Regions from separate parts of the Homo sapiens genome. Here region 1 is linked to region 2. Evidence: read pairs that join two places in POLR2A ChIA-PET (ENCODE). Cell type or tissue: OCI-LY7. All regions are shown on one strand. Links, peaks and the distances in the headings refer to the core of each region. The heading gives the core; the rest is flanking DNA. Region 1 has its middle 130 kb from the start of SCML4. Region 2 overlaps SOBP (sine oculis binding protein homolog).

Evidence for each region. ChIA-PET counts read pairs that join two places held together with the same protein. Peaks named below come from ENCODE experiments on the same cell type or tissue, not always from the same donor. Only the 100,000 strongest peaks of a DNase experiment are listed, where the experiment ranks them.
Region 1: POLR2A ChIA-PET joins it to region 2 with 10 read pairs; 3 of 35 experiments call an interaction of 5 or more read pairs at or near these places.

The regions. Positions count from the first base shown.
Region 1 is chr6:107,692,092-107,700,428 of GRCh38, reverse strand. No RefSeq gene overlaps it. Among named protein-coding and RNA genes, the nearest start is that of SCML4, 130 kb to the left of the region's middle. In OCI-LY7, for the core only: no CTCF peak of the experiment used is centred there; no DNase peak of the experiment used is centred there.
Region 2 is chr6:107,546,940-107,555,276 of GRCh38, reverse strand. The region is part of intron 4 of SOBP (sine oculis binding protein homolog); the gene reads right to left. Among named protein-coding and RNA genes, the nearest start is that of SOBP, 61 kb to the right of the region's middle. In OCI-LY7, for the core only: CTCF peaks have their summits at 3,886 and 4,109; DNase peaks (open chromatin) are centred at 4,156, 4,636 and 5,196; H3K4me3 peaks cover 1,898 bases; H3K27ac peaks cover 2,515 bases.

The DNA.
Region 1 (8,337 bases), core at 229-8,228, 150 kb before region 2:
GCAGGCAGCTTCTGTGTGTTCCGCCCTGCTCCTGCAGGTAGAGCGCTGGGCACCTCAGCTTCTGGGGTATCATCCACTCCAATGGTTGTCCTAATCCAAGATGATCCCTGCACAGAAAATTAGAAGCTGGATTTTTGGAAATCTAGCATTTGCTTGAAAGAGAATGGCTGTTATTTACTGCCACCAGTTAAGGATCATGAAAACATGTCTGCTAACAATGGACTTTGTGTAATTGTTCTAATGCTAATAAGCAACTGCTGGGACACTTCCCGTGGTAAATTCCTTTGTGGTTTCGGTGGTCTTATCACACATGGGCCTCACCAAGATGCTGGGCTGGAGAGAACGCTCACTGTGACTCTCCCAGGCTTCATGAAATTCCCCCGACTTAGAAGCAGTTCTGGGCAAAAACACACTGTTAGAGGAGGATTTGCTTTCTTCACGGTGCTTTCGCAAGTGAGGCCTCAGATCTGCGCTCTTCAAATCCTACATAAAGAGCCCAGAGGTTCTCCCCATGCTCAGCACTGGGCTCGCTTTCCTGCAGAGGAAACGATGGCAGGTAGAGCTTAAGAATGACGTTCTCCCCCAGGTCGGCCGAGAGTGCTGTGCCATGAATTGATAGTGGCAGGACGAGAATAGTAGAGACACGGGTGATTAAACAGTGATGCCAGACAGTGTGGGGACAGCAGCATCTTTCCATTTGAAGGGTCTACATATACCACACAGACCACCTATACCTCAGCTGTCTTCCCACCCTACCCTGCTCTGGGGCTTGACCACGTGGTCTGAGCCTTAGAGTCAGTTCCATGCACTAGGCGCTTGCACAGGCCAACAGCAACCTCTTCCATTGGCTCCAACTTTAGAATACACCCGAAGCCTTGCTTCTCCAAACAGCTCATTGTGAAATAACAGCGCCTCACTAGGTGTCGCTTTACAGCAATGATGTATGACTGAAGGCTACCTCTATCATAAATGTAGCATCCTCAACTACATTCTTTTCAAAGTGTTCTTGGAAACCCATCATCATCCCTTGAGGGTGGATTTTTTTTCTTTTTGGAGAAAGCCAAAGCCACTGGGCTCATGCCTGGTGCATGACATGGGTAATCAGTTTCAGGTTTCAAATCATGTGTTTTCACACACATTCGTTTGTCTTTTCCTTGCGTGTTTCCTTACTTGGTACAAATAGTTTGAACAATAACAGCCACAATTCACTGGTTAACTTAAATATATTAGGCAGGTGTTAGAATAAGGAGCTGCAATGTACGGACTACTTTGAAGGACAACAGTATTTGGATGTATAACGTTCAACATATTCATTTTAAAGTAATGTTACTGCTATATCCTTAGGCACGGTAAGCTGAGGATATTGTGAGTGTTCGCAAATATACAGAGACCACCCTCACATGTAGAACCGTAGAATCCTAGAGTTGGGGAAAAGAGGTCTTGGGGGACATCTGGACGGCTCCCCTCCAGAGTAGAACCTTCTCCCCCGTGGGTTCCACATTGCTCTGTGGGGGGCAGAGCATGGTACGGTGTGCAAGAAACAAGCTCTCCAAGTCACCTCCCCCCATACCTCCATCTCCTTATCTGGAAAAGGAGGGGAGTCATCCACATGACCTTTGAAAGCATTTCCAGCTCAGTTACTTTGGCCAAGGCCAGTGGGGCTGTGCTGCCGTAATGGTTATGGGCTGTTGGCTCATCTCTTTTGTTTCATGGCTGCTGGCTCCTGCCTCTCCTCCTTTGCAACCTCATCTAGATATTTTTTGATCCTCTTCCCTCATGAGCCCAGAACTTCTCAAGGCCATGTAAGCACCACTTGACCATTCTTTCCCACTCGTTTTTTACTTCTCATTCTATTCTTTCTTCCTGCCTCCATGTTTTTTTGCTGGTTTGTTTTCTTTTCTGTCTTTCTTCATTCCACTAGCTCAAATGCCTTGGGGATGGAGACGGGGTAGAGAAAGAAATAAGAATAAGCCAACTCTGTCCTCCCAGGCCCAGCAGTTCTGACCTCTGCCCAGCTGTCACCCACCCACAGCATTCCTTGACTCTGCCCCACTTCCTGTCCAATCTCCACTTGTTCTATTTCTCAAGGTCTAGCCCTCTCAGCTCGATGCCTGAGGTTGGGAATGAGAGTCTCTGCCCTTCTGAATGTTTCATCCTGTGACTCACCCTGATGTACCACCGAGAGGCCTCTTGAATCTTCATCAAGCACAATGCCCTTCTCACTAGCTGTCCCTCTTCATTCAGCCCTGAAGGTTAAGTGACCTGGTGCCAATTCGATGTACCTCTTGAGAATCACAAGCTGCTTCTCCCACCGTCCTGCAACATGCACGGAGTCACTCTGCAATCCAGCAGCAATTCAGATAATGCCAAAGTTCTTTATAGAACACAGAACGTTGTCCAGACCCAGTTAGCACTGACTGTACAGCCTCATGACCAAAGCCGGGCCAGAGCCTTGTGTGTAAGTGAGGAGGGTCCAGCCAGCATGAAAAATGAAGGACAATGAACTACATCGGAAGTATTTCTGGGGTGAGGTATTGTTTTTGGACATTTATAAGACTACTGAGACGTATGCAATATTAAGTGGCTTGTGTCTGAGTAGGGAAAGATGATGACATATTTCCCAAAAGAAAATGTGGTTTAGAGGGAGGAGAAAGGCAGCACAGCTCTGGAAAAAAAATGTTTCCATTCCTGGCCTTTCTACAGCACAATTGCACACCTCGAGGTCTTTCTAGAAGTCAAACATGTTTCCTCCTCAGGAACTGAAAGTATTTCTGTCCAAGTGTGAGAGACTTTGAGGGAGTTTGATTTCTTTTATTATTCATTGTGTTCTAAGCCATAATATTTAATTTTCTGTCATCTTCTAGCTATATCTTTGATCACTTGGGGATTTAAATAGAAGAACTCCTCTCATTTTATCCTCAAGAAAATATGAAATATCATTTGCTTTATAGAGCAAATATTTCCATGTTACAGATATCTGTTGATTAGATTATTTCTCTACTGTATATACCTAGAAGTAATTTCATTAACATAAAAATTTTATACTTTAAATACATTTGTGGATAAATTTGCTTTTCATTCTATTCACATGCAAGAAAACTAAACTGATTGAATAAAATCATTTTATCATAATTGTCTTGCTGCTATTTTTTTTTCACTAACAGTGAAAACTTTGTGTTAATGAAGTATGACTGTAACACCATGAATCTTCTCCCTTCATGGGGCCAAAAGGTGTGTTTTACTAGCTACGCTAGGCTGTCATTATCCAACAAGACTCCTGCTAACAAATGAGGGCCCATGAGTTAGTGAAATCCATGTTCCCTAAGCTTGTGAGGTAGAATGACGATGACCGAAATGTTATGTCTTTGGTTTTGTAAGTTGATGGGCTTATTTTCAGAATCTTTCTTTCAACTCAGCCTTAGTTAATCTCATGTTTCCACCTGTTTATGCTACTTCCGTACCCCATATACCCACTCGGGAGGCTTCCCGATCTCGCCGCATCTGGGAGAGCGGCAGCTGCACCTTTTCCCTGGTAAAACGTCTTACTTTACTCGCACACTGCATGAAACAGCCAGAAACCAAGGGTGCAAATAGGTCATCTCCTTATCCTGGGAAGATAAAAACAGGGTTGACTACCTTCCCTCTTCTCTACTGAGACAGTATTTCCTCCCTTCTAATTAAGGATTTTTAGAGGGGGTGTGCGTGCATGTTCATGTGTATTTCGATTGGGTTTGCAAACTTAAGAGAAAGGTCATTAGTGAAAGTTTGCACATCATTTGCTTGTGCTGAGGCACGTGTGCAAGAAGGACTCGGCGTATGTACTGCAGATATTCTAATTGTATGAAAATTCATTGTGCTTTCATTTCTTATGAACGTAATGGAATCTTGGAACATTAGTTCAACTCCATCTTTTACTTGGAAGTGCTCGGGGAGACAGAAACTTTCAGCTTAGGAAGTGGTGTAATTTTAGGTCCTAGCTTCTTTACAAAACAAAACAAAACCAGTGGATCTAATTTTGCAGACTAGACATTAGTGAATATAGCTCATTGTAATGGTGAGTGGCATTTACATTGGAGAGAGACAGCGGTAAAACCTGTTACCTGAGGAAACAGCCTCTCCTTAATCTTTGCTCTTTGCAAGCATGCTGAAATCAGTGTTTCCTAATACTGGGACAATCCTTTCACCTCAAAGTGTTCCTATGTAATTGTGTTACATAATGGGAAATTGTAATAGGCAATTTGGTTCTGTAATTTAGTTTGCAAAGCATGCAAACATAAGATAACTAGGTTAAATGCAAATTGGCATTACACTAAGGTACCGAGATAGGAAAAAAAATATGCTGTGTCTATAACTTAGAAACAACATGAATTTTATTCCCCATGCGCCTCAAAATGTAGAGTTTATTAAAGTTATTTATCCTCTAGTTTAATTTCATCACATACTGTGCATACAGATACATTATCTGAGTATGAACCCACGTGTATTCTTACTGCATATATTTACAGATCTCTCATTTGTCATAAGCAGGCTGTAAGTGTAGCGTGTTACTTAGGAGTGAGTTGGATGTACTTATTTTTATCATATACAGTGTTTTCATAAATTGACCATTATATATAAGACACTACATCAAAATGTGCTTTGAATCTTTCAAAGCCTGTTATTGTTTGTAACTTTTGCAGGAGGGCTATTAGTTCATTATTTAGAGGTCAATTTTTCTGTTTTTAATGTATTCTCTTAAACAGTGATTGGTATGTACACCACAGTCAGGTATGTACAATTTAATTAAACAACCACTACTGGCCTTAATGATTTTAATAGTTTGAGGTGGTTTTTGTTTGTTTGTTTTCATTTTTGATACAGCTTTTTTTTCTAGTACAGTGCATCATGGGCCTGTGTATGATTCAGTGAGATTTCTAAATCTTAAGATTTCAACACAATGTAGTACTTTCTGTTCATGCTGTAAAAAGTATTTCTGTATTTTAAATAAAGAATAAAATTTATGTGAGCCTGTATATATTTTATCTGATCAACTTTTCTATGTTGATTACTATTTCATTAGGACTGGTTCCCACAGGTAGAGAGCAAGGATAAGCCTTTTCAAGGTGGTCCTTAGACTACTGAAGCCACAAGGGCTGATTCACTGCTGCCTGGAAGGCCCCTGTCACCTGGAGACCTGCTGCACTTCAGGGCAGCCAGCTCAGCTCCCACACTGGCTCAGGAGAGACTTTTTTTTTTTTTTTTTTTTTTTTTGAGACAGGGACTCACTCTGTCGCCCCGGCTGGAGTGCAGTGGTGCAAACACAGCTCCCTGTGGCTTCAACCTCCTGGGCTCAAGGAATCCTTGTGCCTCAGCCTCCCAAGTAGCTAGGACTATAGGTGCACACCACCACGCCTGGCTAAGCTGTGTATTTTTTGTAGAGACAAGGTTTCGCCATGTTGCCCAAGCTGGTCTTGAACTCCTGGTTTCCAGCAATCTGCCCTCCTCAGCTTCCCAGAGTGCTGGGATTACAGGTGCGAGACACTGCACTCGGCCTGGAGAGACTTATTACAGGAGGCCAGGGTTCTCTAAGAAGCTTACTCTGTCCCCCTGACCTTCCTATGACCACAAAGGGGCGGTCTGGTGCAGGGAAGAAATGTGAGATTTGATCAGAGTCCCCAGAGGAGTGTCCACCCAGGGTCATCTTGGGCCAGTCTCTCCTCTAGGGTCTCTGATATGGTTTAGAACTGTGTCCCCACTAAATCTTATGTTGAAATGTAATCCCCAGTGTAGGAGGTAGGCTCTGGTGGGAAGTGTTTGGGTCATGGGGGTGGATCCTTCATGAATGGATTAGCACCATCCCCTTAGCTATGAGTGAGTTCACACAAGATCTGATTGCTTAAAAGTGTGTGGCACCTCCCACCCTCTCTTGCTCCTGCTCCTGCCGTGTGATGTGCAAGCTCCCTCTTTATCTTCTGCCAAGAGTAGAAGCTCCCTGAGGCCTCCCCAGAAGCTGAGCAGATGTCAGCGCCATGCTTCTTGTACAGCCTGCAGAACAGTGAGCAAATTAGACCTGTTTTCTTCATAAATGACCCAGTCTTGGGTATTTCTTTATACCAATGCAAGAATGGTTAACACAGTCTCCTTCTTGGTCAGTAATCAGAGACAAAAGGGCCTCCCTTCTCTGTTAGTGAGAGGATTAAAATAAATTACAGTGCTTGTCAAAGGCCCTCAGACAGTGTCTGCAGAATCTGGAGTCCTACTGCAGGGGAGTCTACTCCTGTCGGTTGGTTGTGGCTCTAGTTTGAGGATCATGATTCCTTCTGGATTTTGATCCAACCCCAACCCTGACCTGCCAATTTCCTACCCAGAGGCCTCTACCCTGTCCTAATGCTTAGCAATGATCATTGGCAAAGGCAACGTGGTTCTCAATGAAAGCAATTCAGGGGGTTAAAGGAGGTAATCCTCCCATATCAGTGTCCTCTATGGCTGGGTGAGGCCAGCAAGGAAGGCCAGACTTAGGGAGTGTTGGGGTGCAGGCCTCCAAAGCCTTCTCTCATCATCTGCCCTTGGTTTGCTTACAACTTAACAGACTAAAAATTTTAATCTTGCTACTTGCCCCGCCTTGAACAAAACGATTTCCAAGCTCATATCCATCCTCTCTCCCCCAGCACGGGTCCACACTGAATGACCTCTCTCATACATCCAAGAAGTCTAAGTCTCTGAGCCAACACAAGAAAATACACCTACAAGTGCCCTCTCTCACCCAGATTTAAGGGTGCCTTCTCTGAGACTGCTCTCCTCCAATATTTAGACACAAGCTCTCAAAACCCAGCTTCTTTTACTAGTTTTTTCTCATTATAGTTGTACAAACAATAGTATCCTACCTATAAATGATCCAGGCAAGGAAGAAATCCTGACATAAATGTTATTTTTTCTGTCAAATCTGAACACCGATTTGGCCACCTGAACACCTGAACACTTTCAGGCCTAGAAAAGAAGGAGAGAAGCGGCTGGGCACGGTGGTTCACGCCTGTGATCCCAGCACTTTGGGAGGCCAAGGCGGGTGGATCATGAGGTCAAGAGATCGAGACCATCCTGGCCAGCATGGTGAAACCCTGTCTTCTACTAAGGATACAAAAATTACCTGGGTGCGGTGGCAGACACCTGTAGTCCCAGCTACTCGGGAGGCTGAGGCAGGAGAATTGCTTGAACCCAGGAGGCATAGGTTGCAGTGAGCTGAGATCGTGCCACTGCACTCCAGCCTGTGGGACAGAGTAAGACTCCATCTCAAAAAAAAAAAAAAAAAGAAAAAAAGAAAAGAAGGAGGGAAGCATCTTGCCTTGGGAAAACAGTCGTGCCGTGTGGATGGTTAGACATCATGAAGAGACGGGATCAGCATGAGGCTCAAAGCTGATGTACAGGTGTGTGCACATGGGAATGTGCCTATGCACGCGCACTGCCCCCCTCACTCCCTGTTTCTCACAAGCCAGAAGACAGACTGGACCGGAAGCCACAAGCCCAGATTTAATCCTGGCTTTCCCACTGACAAGATGAGGGCTTTGGGCAAGTCAGTTCACCTTTCCAGACCCCAGGGAGTTGGACTAGACAAGGTCCATGTTCCGCAGCCCCACCCTGGCCTGCTCTGATAGCCCCTGGGTCTATGACTTAGCTGCAGAACAGGCCGTTTATGACTAGACTCATGACCTTGAGAGTCCTGAGCTGGTGGGACTCACTGGGGCTCTGTGGGGAAGAGAGGAATTACAGGAGATATATAGCTAAGACCAAGATGATCTACCTCAGGGGTCTCTCTCCTGATTATCTAAGTAGTAAAGTATTTCTTAAGACCGGAATGGAGTTGATTTTCTTAGGCAAGTTACGGGAAAAGAAAATTTCCCACATACTATGTGAATCACTGTGAAAGAGATATTGCTCCATTCTAGAAATTTAAAGTGCCATCACATATGTTGAGCATGGCCGGATCCTGCCTTCTGATCTCTGACTAAGAACTTCCATTCATTCTAGTGCTCAATGAACTCACACAGTTTCCCATTACCCCTTTCATTAAAAAATCATTTTTTAAGTAGAATTGCTTTTCTCCTTGAACTCTTCACCAAGGTTGATTCGACATCCATCTAGGAGTGGCTCCTAACTTATTGTTAGCCTATTAGTGGAAGCAATAAAAAATACTGAAAGGTGAAGGTTATTTAAATGAGAAATATCTCTGTAAAATCCCCACAGGGTTGGTGGGATGGAGAAGTGGTTCTGACAGTAGCTCTGTTGCCGGTTTCAGACTATCAGGTTTGGCAACAATGTTTTGTTAGCAGCAGTTAATCAGCGAATCCCGTTACTTAATAAGGT
Region 2 (8,337 bases), core at 288-8,287:
GTTATTCATAGCTGTCCAACTGATACTAATAAGCCATCCTTTTAAATGCCTTGCAGGGTTTATCTTTTTTTTTTTTTTTCATTCTCTTACAATGCCATCTCCTCCTGTCACTGAGAAGGTGCGTGGGAGAACGGGTGGGTGGATGGCCAGTTTTAGAGCACAGTCTACTTCAGACAGATGGAAGGAAAATGACTTCCAAATTTTCTCATGAAGTGGGATGTTTGTGTTTGCGCAATGCATTCTAGCACCTGTGCAGAGAAAAAAATGTAATCACAGATTTCCCTCAGAAGGGGATTTTAAAAAATGTAAAACCACTAACTGCAGCACAAGGATGCTGCTGTACTTGAACAAGGCCTTCCATCTGCAGACCCAGCCAGGCTCACAGAATAACAGTTTCTCCACCACCTCCCACCCCCCATCCCAGCCCTCTGTAGAAAGAAAAGTCAATGCTTGCACCATCTCAAAACCTGAAGAGAAATTGCTTCCTATGTCTATTGGGATGGTGGCATGAATGATGATGCGTTTTTTCCAGAACAGAAGTGGGAGTCATTTAGAGGGCAATGTTGCTTTTCCTTGACAAATGCCACAATGACCCACCAAACCCACTCTGTGTCCTTTGTGTTCTAGACTTCTGCAGATTGGTGGCTCCAATGGATTCCAGCTCTACTTCCCCCAGCAGCCCTCCCAGACATGAAGAGATGTCTTGGCAAATTAAGCTAAATTGCCTTCATCTAGAAATTTCACATTAGAGATGAACACTTAATGGGCTGACAGTTTAAATTCCTTTCAGAGGTGGCAGGGAGTAAGGAGTTCTGTTAAGTATTACGCTGCATCTGACAGGGCATCCAGGCAGCAAGATTATTTAATCCAACATCTTACCACGACTAGAGCTTCCCCACATCCATCAAGTCTCTGTAATGCAAATGGAAGAAGCTCTCCTTAACATCACCAGTTTTGTGACTTTAAAGCCATCCATTTTGAGAGGTCTGGGATTGCTCTAAGTACTGGACAAACTGCAGAAAAACTCTGTCACTTGTTTCTCAAGGCCTACATCCTGGAAGGAGCATCATCTCTAGCTCTCAGGCCAAATGCCCTTTTCCCTAATACTGTAAAGTTTATTACTGGAGGGTTACTCAAAAAATCTGCTGGGAGGCATACCAGGCAGTACAAGTCAAACCCCAGTCTGGCCACGCTGTCCCTCATGCTGGTGGATTTACAGCTCACCTCCACCTGTCCCAACCTCCATTCTAGGCTGCACATGTCAGAAAACCTTCCATCTTCTATCTCTGGCTTAAGGGAAGAAACCTTGTTTGTAGAAGAGAAGATGGGAGCTGAATTCTCTCATGTCTAATGCATGTTACATTATATAGAACTCTAAACCAGAATTCAAAAAGCCCACACCTGAGGCAGGCAGATGACCTGAGACCAGGAGTTCAAGACCAGTCTGGCCAACACAGCAAAACCTCGTCTCTACTAAAAGTACAAAAAATTGGCCAGGCACAGTGGCTCACACCTGTAATCCCAGCACTTTGGGAGGCCAAGGCGGGTGGATCACGAGGTCAGGAGTTCAAGACCAGCCTGGCCAAGATGGTGAAACCCTGTCTCTACTAAAAATACAAAAAAATTAGCCAGGCATGGTGGCGGGCGCCTATAATCCCAGCTACTTGGGAGGCTGAGGCAGAGAATCGCTTGAACTGGGGAGGCGGAGGTTGCAGTAAGCCGAGACCACTGCACTCCAGCCTGGGCGACAGAGGGAGACTCCATCTCAAAAAAAAAAAAAATTAGCCAGGTGTAGTGGCGTGCACCTGTAGTCCCAGCTACTTGGGACGCTGAGGCAGGAGAATCACTTGAGCCCAGGAGGCAGAGGTTGCAGTGAGCCGAGATCGTGCCACTGCACTCAGGCCTGGGCGACACAGTGAGACTCTGTCTCAAAATAAATAAATAAATAAATAAATAAATAAATAAATAAATAAATAAAATAATAATAAGCCCGTGAGTGGATTTCAGAAAGTCCATGAACCCCATGAAATTATGTGTGAAATTCTCTGTGCATGTGTATTCCCTGGAGACAGACTCCAATCTGAAGCTTTCTTCAGATTATCAAAGAAGGCCATGATTCAAACAGTTAAACTCCCAGCTCAGATAGTTTCCTTTTTCTTTTTTATTATTTATTTATTTATTTCAATAGGTTTTTGGGGAACAGGTGGTGTTTGGTTACATGAATAAGTTCTCAGGTTTATTCTCCACTCCACACCCACCCCATCTCTAATCTGGCTTTAAGTACCAAACTATTTAAATGGGGAAGCCTTAGCTATTATGTCTTCATCAGTCTACTATTTATTTATTTATTCATGGAGACAGGGTCTCACACTGTCTCCCAGGCTGGAGTACAGTGGTGTGATCATAGCTCACTGCAGTTTCTAACTCCTGGGTTCAAGTGATCCTCCCTGCTCAGCCTCCTAAGTAACTAGAACTACAGGTACACACCACCACCCCTGATCAGTGGCTGACTTTAAAATAGAGTCAGCCACTCTTTCTACTTGGTAGCCAAGATGTTCTCCCATCAACTCCCCTGATGTTGGCCAATCCTTGTGAAGGATGTGCCTCGTGCCATGGTTAACAACACAGCTATGTGGAACAGGCCTGGAATTCATCTCATTTGACTGGAATGGAGAAGACCAGGCTGAACATGGTGAGTGTCTATCCCTCCATTCAACTCCTCCTCCCCTTTGGTCCAGGCTCAGAATGACAGTGAGAAGCTTCTTGGGAGGCTGCCCCTCCTCATTGTCTGGTCTTCCTCCACTCCCCTGGCTTTCCCACCCTTGGTCCTCCCCAACAACTCACCTCTGACTTCCTTTGCTTCATTTTCACCTGATACAACAGCTTCATATAGCACAGCTTAAAATTTGAGCATTCCCTTTTACTATCTGATCAATACACACATCACCTGCAGTTCTCCATCAAGACAAATGCATACTTAAATTATAAATGGAGGAGCCACTGGCCATTTTGTGATAAATATAACTCTGCTAAGAGAGCCCACAATGAAAGTTGAGCATAACTGATCATAGCTCGGTTTAACTTGGTGAAATTGCAGAGTTAAGGTCAAAGAGAATCCATCCAACGGTGAGAAATTGAAGGCCCCCAACCTACCATGATAATGACATTTCATACCAATATACCTATTTACCTACTATTTTCAAGCTTCTCAGCTCATCAGTAAGTCCCAATCAACAATTTTTTTGTTGTTGTTGTTGAGATGGAGTCTTGCTCTGATGCCCAGGCTGGAGTGCAGTGGTGCGATCTCAGCTCACTGAAACCTCCACCTCCTGGGTTCAAGCGATTCTCCTGCCTCAGCCTCCCAAGTAGCTGGGATTACAGGTGTGCACCACCATGCCCAGCTAATTTTTGTATATTTAGTAGAGATGAGGTTTCACCATGTTGTTGAGGCTGGTATCGAACTCCTGACCCCAAGTGATCCACCTGCTTCAGCCTCCCAAAGTGCTGGGATTACAGGCATGAGCCACTGCGCCCAGCCCCAATCAACAATTTTTTAAATGAAATAAAACAGAAAATATCAGAGTGGATCACACAGGAAAATAAGTATGGTATTATTTCATGAAATTTTTATTTCAGTTTTAAATACATATGCCCTGTTTTGCGTATTCTAAAACCCAGATATTTTTCACATTTTAACACTTCTGAAATCATGATTCATTTTGCCCTTGTTTTTAGCCAGGTTGTAGCTGTGACATAATTGTATGAAAATCTTCATTGATACCTTCTGGCAAAATCAAGAAAACGCCATCATCAAAGTGACTTAGATTCTGTGAAACTGGTTATGAGTTTGTGTGTGTGTGCGTACTAAATTATAAAACAAATTTTTTACTACTGGTTCATAATAAATAAAAGCTTGAAAAATAGCATACTAAGCCATTTTACAAAGTTATTATGTACACTTACTAAACACTGATATTCTAATCATAAAGGAGACCAGTTTCTATTGCTCTTCAGGCAACTGCAATTACAGCCTCCTCTTGTTACTGAGTTTAGAAACTTCATCAGAGCTGATATATCTGTTGTGGTAACCACCCCCCGCCACTAGATGTGTGGCCCCTGCAAGTCACTTAACTTCTCAGGGCCACAGTTTTCTCGGCCGTAGGAGGAGGATGTTGGAGAAGTTTTCTACCACCACTTTAAGGTTGCACAGTTCAGGAAATGTGCAGACACATATTAAACTCTTCACGTGCCTGTCAGTCTCTGCATTACTTTATCCATGAGCCCTGAGCCCTGTCTGTTAGATTCTCTGCTTCTTTGCCTCCTTTATCTCCTGAAGACTTCTTCATAAAACATCCCAAGGGCAAAATGATGTCAAAAATCCATTTTTTAAGTTATGTAGTATTGTTTCAAGCATTCCTACAAAGTCCGTGATATTTTAAAATGTTAAAGCACAACATGGGAATGACAGTAAGGGTTATGCATTGGTTTTTTAATGTGTGACATGTGGCGCTCTCATTCCTGACTCACATCTTTTTTGAGCCTCACCGTCCTTTTTTCTATCCATCCCATTTCCTGAATCTATATTTTGGTCTCTAAATTAGCATGTGCTCACTCATGCATAGAGCCTGGCCTCTGGGCTGGGTAAGTCACCCTGTGGTGCCCGGGTTCTTCTTACCCGCATCAGTTCCAGCATGCCTCACATCATGTCATTTGTTTACTGGTTGCTCTCCCCATTCAACTGTGAGAGCCTCAGAGGCAAGGACCTCTCTTTATTTATCTTTGTATCCCCAGCCACAGAACAATGCCCTTCATACTGCGGATGCTCAATATTGCTTGTTGAATAAATGCGTAAGTGGATAAATGTGTGGCGTGAAGTCAACTTCCACACAAGCACAGGACAATTCACACGCTCAAACAGACACTCTTCTGAGCAGAAACCACGTCTCAGATGTCTAATTTCCACGGCACCCAGCCCTGAGACAAGTTCCATCCTCTGAGGACCTCACTGAGTTGCAGATTCATGTGCTTGTTTTACAGACACCAGTCTGTACCCAAATATGCATTCTTATGCTTCTCTCTGGCCTTTCACTACCCACACTATTCCAGTATCCTGGTCCAAGCCGAGTGTGGGTCAACTGTTCCTGTTAGCAGCTGCCCTGCAAGGGGGCTGAGTGACAGAAAGGATTATTTCAGCTTTAGGACTCAAGACCAAAATGGAAGCTGCCAACTTCCTTCCTGTCCCCACTGGCCTTCCAGGTGTGGAGAGGAGGGACCCCATGGGTGCCAGGCTTCCCAGGAATGAGTAAGGCCCATCTCTCCATGTCTCCTCCCATGCACAGCTGGGTTAGAGTAACATGACCATACCTTACCAGGCCCCTGGACATCCCTGGAGAGTGCAGGTGATAGGGGTTAACTATCACGGTTGTTTTGACATAGGTTTTCTCCAGTACATCACCCCATCTCCCTACACACATAGGGAGAAAGAAATTGAGGTCTATATCACCTTTACTTGCCCCTGATCAAATATTTAGCCAAATATCTAGGCCATGGAACATCAAACATCTCCTTATCCAGAGCTGAATTATATGATCATAAAAAATTAAAAATTAACTGATACTTACTAAGTACTAAATGACTACATTAGAAATGTAAAAAAAAAATGAGCAAAAGGGCTTGAATGAGGAGGGGAGCTGTACTTCTGGGGGAAAGGAAATATAAAGTTCTAACTCCATTTACTCTGGGGCACTTTAACTTTCTTCTTTCATCGCATTTAATGCAAAATGACACCCTAAATGAAACCCCATAAGGCATCTAGGGTTTTTTTTTTCCTGAGTTTCTATTTAATTCTGGTTATTTTGATTTAAGCTTCTATAATCAATTTGTGCTTCAATAATACAAATAACTTCCATGAGCTCCACCCCAGTATAGGGCTTGGGAGTATGCCTCTTTATAATTAATTCTCTGGATTTATCTGTTTTTTTTTGTTGTTGTTGTTTGTTTGTTTGTTTTTGAGATGAAGTCTCGCTCTGTTGCCCAGATTGGAGTGCTGTGGTGCGATCTTGGCTCCCTGCAAGCTCCGCCTCCCGGGTTCATGCCATTCTCCTGCCTCAGCTTCCCGAGTAGCTGGGACTACAGGCACCTGCCATCATGCCCAGCTAATTTTTTTGTATTTTTAGTAGAGACAGGGTTTAACCATGTTAGCCAGATGGTCTCGATCTCCTGAACTCATGATCTGCCCGCCTCGGCCCCCCAAAGTGCTGGGATTACAGGCTTGAGCCACTGCGCCCGGCCGGTTTATCTGTTTTTAATTCAATTTATTTATTTATTTATTTATTTTTTAGAAATAAGGTCTTGCTCTGTCACCCAGGCTGGAGTGCAGTAGCACAATCACAGCTCACTGCAACCTCAAACTCCTGGCTCAAACAATTCTCCTACCTCAGCCTCCCTAGCAGCTGAGACTACAGGTGTTCACCATCACACCTGGGTGATTTTTTTTATATTTTGTAGAAACAGAGTCTTGCTATGTTGTCCAGGCTGGTCACGAACTCCTGGCCTCAAGTGATCCTCCCACCTCAGCCTCCCAAAGTGCTGGTGTTACAGATGTGAGCCTCTGCACCCAGCCCTTAATTCACTATTTAAGTCAACTTTGATTGTGCTGAAATTTGGGAGGTCAATATTCTTTTCTACTTATTAAACAATTCATGATAAAGAACGTTGAAAATTATATTATAGGTTGGCTGGGCGCGGTGGCTCACGCCTGTAATCCCAGCACTTTGGGAGGCCAAGGCGGGCGCATCACGAGGTCAGGAGATGGAGACCATCCTGGCTAACACAATGAAACCCTGTCTCTACTAAAAATACAAAAAATTAGCCAGGCATGGTGGCGGGCGCCTGTAGTCCCAGCTGCTCGGGAGGCTGAGGCAGGAACCCAGGAGGTGGAACTTGCAGTGAGCCAAGATCACGCCACTGCACTCCAGCGTGGGCAACAGAGCAAGACTCTGTCTCAAAAAAAAAAAAACAAAAAGAAAACAGAAAAAGAAAATTATATTATTGGTACATGGTTTTCTCTGGTGCCAGTAGGCCATGAGATTGGGGATTCCTTTTGTTGTTGTTGGTAAGCAGTATTGACTTGATGTCAGATTTGAAGTTCTATTAGATTTACAGCAGTGGTGTCTGCTCCTTTACATTTGATTCACAAATCCCTCATACTCAATGAACTCTCAATGGTACCACTTTAACTAGAAGTAAAAAGTCATCAAACTAAATCATGGGACTGGGTTGTAAGTCTACCTTCTCTCCCTTCCATTCACCTGCAGTAGTCTAAATCACTCCTTCCCTGAAGCATGCCTTATCAGCTGTGCAGTGCAATAGAAGGGGGAAAATGTTTTCCCAACCCAGAAACCCATCAACTTGGACCCCGAAGCATGACATCTGAACACTTAACTGCAAGACCAGGAACAGCTCACAACTACTATCCATGATCATTAACAACCTGCTTGCATTTCCAGGGCTGCCTCCGTGGATTAATGTATGTACTATGTATTAAACCATCTGCCATGGAGTCTGACCTAGTCTTTCCCCATTGTGGCCAACTGCAAAGGTTACCCCTGAGTGTTAAGAGGCTGAGTACATTTTGATTACATTTACATTTACCAATTCTTTAGTTTTATTATTAGTTCTTTTGTCCTCAACAATATACCTTTTCAGGCTTTTGTATCCCATATTTGTATAGCCTGCAGTATAATAAAAACACATTTAATCCTCTGTGTCAACTCTTTTAAAGTTCAGCGTTAGCCTTTTATAAAAATCAGGTTCAAGAAGAATGAACTACACATTTCCTGTGAGAAGGGACATAGCTTGATTATCAGCATATTGTTTGACGTACTTTTGTCTGCTTTTAAAAATTGTCTTTAATGCAGTCAAACATTTAAACGTTAATTTTTTTACTCTAGGCAGGTAACACAATGAGCCCCCTACAGATGGGACCAAGTTCTCCTCTCTGGGGATGCTGAGAGTCAGCCCATATCAGGGACGTGAGGATTAAAACGTTTTGTTCCCTTGTGCTCGCTGATGGCTGAGTGAATGGAATTGCATCTGATGTCAGGTTACCTCATTATATGTATATATTTGTAAGGGTTTCTTTTTGGGCGGAGGGTAATTCTCTGTGGTTTTTCAAATGAAAGCAACTAAGAGAAAGTAGTGAATGCTACCTCCTTCCTGTCATCTACTGCCAAATAAGCCATCAGTATTACCAAGTGACACTACTCCTAATATAAACCCCTGGGATGGTACACTATTAATTTCTCTACCCTGAGGAATATCATCCACTCCTTCCCC